Linked DNA regions of Homo sapiens: region 1 is linked to region 2. The links are chromatin loops, found by intact Hi-C in ENCODE. Cell type or tissue: Caco-2. All regions are shown on one strand.

Region 1 (2,500 bases), 140 kb after region 2:
TAACTCTGCACCACCTTCAATTCCCTTCAATAAACCCCGAGATTCTACACTATTCCTGGGTGATTTCCTTAAAACTCACCCACATCTTTGCAAATAGCCCATTTATTAAACTTTTCTCAATGTTGGACTCCTCTGTTTGCTAAATAGAAGTCATAAAGATGGGTTCTACAGACCAAAGAATAAATATATTTTCAGTTCAATCACATCATTTAATAAATGCACTTTAAGAGGCTAAGGTGGGAGGATTGCCTGAGGCCAGGAGTTCAAGACCAGCCTGGGCAACACAGTGAGACCCTCATTTCTTCAAAAAGCTTTTAAAAAGTAACCAGTGTGGTAGCATGTACCTGTCGTCTTACCTACTTAGGAGACTGAGGTGGGAGGATCACCTGGGTCCAGGAGTTCAAGGCTATAGGGAGCTATGATTAAAACACTGCACTCCAGCCTTGGTAACAGAGTAAGACCCTGTCTTAAAAAAAAAAAAAAAAATGTAGTACAGGGTCTCATCCTGATACATGTATTTAACCATTTATTTAATTTAACATATTTATTGTCTACTGTGGTCTGGGTGTATGTTTGGTGTTGGGAATATAAGGTCAGTGGGTCTCAAGGTACTGAGTATTCATTCAAGGCAATGCCTCGGAAGAAACCAGGAGGACCACTTAACCTTGGGGTAGCAGTTAAGGAGAATCAAAGATAGTTTCTACAAGGAGCAATTAATTTCAAGCATGAAGGGAGGGGATAGGAAACAAAGAGAGGGGATGAGAAGGAAAGTGGACTTTCTGGTCAGCGAGAAAAATATTTATCCAGTTCCAGGGGTGAGAGAGAGAACATGGCATATTTGGAGAACAAAGAGCAGCTTAGCATGGCTGCAGCATAGACCCTGATGGAGTGAGTAATATGAGGTTGCAAATGGTACCAAGGGTCTTGCATGTTGTTTTAAGAGTGTGAACTTTATTCCAAAATCAATGGGGAGAATGAGGTAATAAACAAGGGATTAACACTTCAGAAAGCTCATGCTGTCTGCAGCATGGAAACTGTGCAAGGCTGCAGGCAGAGAGGTGACTGCGCAAGGCTGGAGGCAGAGAATGAGTGAGGAAACTGACACATTAATCTAGGCAAGAGATGATAGTGGCCTGGACAAATGTCTTAGCAGTCGGAATGGGAAAAAAGTGGAGAGAATGGAGAGATGTAATCTATAGGAAACTTGCCGCTGGCAACACAGGTAATACTATATCAAACTGAACTTTAGAATACACATAGCTCTGCTTATCGGTGTTAAAGCTGAACTTCAAACTTTTCATAGCCTTTCAAGAATTTCAGTCAAGCATTTTCATTATTGCTAAAATAGCCTTTGTTAAGACTACTGTTGTTGACTTTATTGCAGTTTGAACCAGGGCCATCAATACAGTCTGCCCCAAGTAAATATTTCATGGGTGAATTAATCAGCTGTCCTTTCTTAAAACTATGTTTATAATATGTCTTTAGTGATTATAGATTTTTCTTATGTGTTTTGCAGCTTTCCATTATCTTTCTGGGTAAATATTAGTCTTAAGCAAGAATGAAATACATTACATAATATTTAAAAAAAATTACAACAGCTGTTTGTGGTGGGAATATTGTTTCAGTAATGCATTCAACAAGTCTTCACAGAACTACTCTTTTTTAAAAATTAAAAATTTTTACAAATGCTATCTTTATGATTCTCAGCACCTAAATATGTCTTTCCTTATCTATATTTTAAGACAGTCTAGCCTGCATTGAACTATGAGTAAGACATATTATATTTTAGTCAGCAAAATGCTTTGCTCAATATAAAAAAATTATTATCCTTTTTAGGACAAAGTAATATCACTTGCTAGTTTACTAAGTTTTTACACTGATTTTGCACTGATTATCACCTTGGTGAGTTGAAAAAAAGTCTCCAGTTTTCAGAAATGTCTGAAACAGAGTTACTATAAATACAAATAATCATCAAAAATATTTTTTAGATAAAAGGTATTTGGGGAAATAAAAAATATAAAGATGTTTTAAAATGTGACAGTAGTAAAAACTTTAAAAAAATAAAACACTTAAATTTGACCTGGGTCATGAATTTATTCTGACAAAGCACATCCACCGCATCAAATTATTAGTCTTCCCAAACCCCAAAGATAATGGATTACTACTGAGAACTTTTATATAAGATTAAGCTAAACTGACCTCTTTGTAAATTTCTGTTATCACTTTCAGTTGTAGCTGGCATGAAATGATATATAGTTCCATTTCTGGTGTAATGTTCAAATGTTTGTGGGTGGTTATTATATTTCCATCCACAGTTTCTCTCTCTCAAGCCTATTCTGGGTCATCTTTGTGTGCCCCTAGGTCCCTAGAGAGGTTTAATCAGTGGATAACATGTTGTCGTCCTTGATGACATTTTTCTCCTTATTTTTTACTATCATAATACACTGGTAAGACATATTTATTTTTTCCATGTGCTAGAAAAGAAAACCACTTATTATTC
Region 2 (2,500 bases):
GAGTGGGTGCGGGTGAGCTCCAGGAAGGAGAGTGGGAATGTTGAAAAGAGGGTCCCAACTAGATGCAGTCACTGAGAGCTAAGATTTGCACAAGACTAAGAATTTGGCATTGTCAGGGAAGGGCAGTAACTTTCTAGCTTTATTTACTGTGAAAAACACAACTGAGTGCCTGTCCACAGTCCATTCTCCTCTTTTTCTACTCTGGTACCCAACCCTCTTCTCACATGACATGCATAAAACATGTAAACTAATCATCGTGGTCCCCATCTCCCTTAGTTTAGGTGGTCATTTGACATTTCTGGCTAATGACATGTACATTTATTTATTTAGAGATGAGGTCTCACTATGTTGAGCAGGCTAAACTCAAATTCCTGGGCTCAAGCAATCTTCCTGCCTCAGCCTCCCAAGTAGCTGGGATTACAGGCATGTGCCATCACATCCAGCTATAGGTGAGATGAATTCTGTTGAAGAACTTCATTAAAAGATTTTTCTTGCCAATAAAAAGACACGCATGGGAGAAACCATCTCCTTTTCTTTCAGTGCATGTTGTCACATCTGGGCATGATGACTGGTTCTTGACCTACACTGGTTCTTGAGGAGAGTAAAGATCACCTGGTGGCCACAAGCAGATCATCTGGAGGCAAAACTCCTTATCTGAGGACAAAATCAACTCACTTCAAGAATGACTGAGGGGAACACACCCCAAGGATGAAGTCACCAAGCCTCTGAATTAATGCACCACGGGACCACCCTGCATCAGGTTTTCTTGTTATGTGTTATTTAACCTTTTTGGGTATAAGTTCAAGTTTTTGGTTACTTGTAGCTGAAAGCATACACAAGCCAACTACAAAAATAATATTCAATGCTAAATACACTAGGAATAAAATCTAAAGGAAAGAGCATTGCCTTTAAGACAGTTCCAAAAATTGTAGGCGTGAGACTCTTCCCCAGCCAGGCACTGTACTTTAGAGGATCTTCTCTTGCTCTCTTTCACACACATCACTTTCACAGAAGGTGAGGAGGGCCCAGGTGTCTGTATATGGCATCCACACCTTTCCTAGACCATGCACTGAGTACCTGGGATGCCAGAATTCTCTGACCTAACTCTGCCCAGATCAGATCTCTGGAGGAGGGGACCAGATTGCATCATTGGTGTGTAGGCTCCAAGGCCCGAGGAGTGTTCAAAGGATTCCTGGGGCTTTGATGTGTGTATCAATGGCCCCAGTGCACGTGCATGAGGCCCCTTGCAATGCTGGAGGGACTGTGATGAAGGCAGAAAGAAAAGGGGACCTACACTTGTTCTCGATGAGAGCAAAGATCACCTGGTGGCCATCAAGCAGGTCATCTAGAGGCAAAACTCCTTATCTGAGGAATTCAGAAGTAATTAGACTTCTAGAATTTCTATACATTTCTGGAATGCAAGCATGTCGAAACCCATTGTACAACCTTTGCCGACATAAAGGCACCAAAACATCCACAAATGTTAATCATTTCTCATGACCAATGTGACTAATATGGTCCAAATCACCCTTCAGCTCCTGCGTTAAGTCCACAAATACCCCTACGGAAGATCCAACTGGGCACACTCAGTCCTCTCTTACTGAAGCTGCACTCTGCTGCAGCGTTCCTCCTATCTAATAAAACATTCCTCTTCAAACTTATACTGTTGTTTGGTCAATTCTTTTTTTTTATTATTATACTTTAAGTTCTAGGGTACATATGCACAATGTGCAGGTTTGTTACATGTGTATACATGTGCCATGTTGGTGTGCTGCACCCATTAACTTGTCATTTACATTAGGTATATCTCCTAATGCTATCCCTCCCACCTCCCCCCACCCCATGACAGGCACTGGTGTGTGATGTTCCCCTTCCTTTGTCCAAGTGTTCTCATTGTTCAATTCCCACCTATGAGTGAGAACACGTGGTGTTTGGTTTTCTCTCCTTGCGATAGTTTGCTGAGAATGATGGTTTCCAGCTTCATCCATGTCCCCACAAAGGACATGAACTCATCCTTTTTTCTGGCTGCATAGTATTCCATGGTGTATATGTGCCACATTTTCTTATCCAGTCTATCATTGTTGGACATTTGGGTTGGTTCCAAGTCTTTCCTATTGTGAATAGTGCTGCAATAAACACACGTATGCATGTGTCTTTATAGCAGCATGATTTATAATCCTTTGGGTATATACCCAGTAATGGGATGGCTGGGTCAAATGGTATTTCTAGTTCTAGATCCTTGAGGAATCGCCACACTGTCTTCCACAATGGTTGAACTAGTTTACAGTCCCACCAACAGTGTAAAAGTGTTCCTATTTCTCCACATCCTCTCCAACACCTGTTGTTTCCTGACTTTTTAATGATCGCCATTCTAACTGGTGTGAGTTGCTATCTCATTGTGGTTTTGATTTGCATTTCTCTGATGGCCAGTAATGATGAGTCAATTCTTTTTACTGCCGGGAGCCAACCACTCTTTGCTGCCAGGGCTCTGACACCTCAC

Evidence for each region. Peaks named below come from ENCODE experiments on the same cell type or tissue, not always from the same donor. Only the 100,000 strongest peaks of a DNase experiment are listed, where the experiment ranks them.
Region 1: it touches region 2 in a loop (13-fold over the local background); 2 of 110 quality-filtered maps call a loop at or near these places.

The regions. Positions count from the first base shown.
Region 1 is chr18:27,196,941-27,199,440 of GRCh38, forward strand. No RefSeq gene overlaps it. Among named protein-coding and RNA genes, the nearest start is that of CHST9, 13 kb to the left of the region's middle. In Caco-2, no CTCF peak of the experiment used is centred here; a DNase peak (open chromatin) is centred at 1,121.
Region 2 is chr18:27,060,482-27,062,981 of GRCh38, forward strand. The region is part of intron 2 of CHST9 (carbohydrate sulfotransferase 9); the gene reads right to left. It overlaps LOC105372036 (a long non-coding RNA gene), which reads left to right and starts at 331. Exons shown (of 2, transcript XR_001753383.3): 1 at 331-449; 2 at 541-1,661. In Caco-2, no CTCF peak of the experiment used is centred here; a DNase peak (open chromatin) is centred at 1,220.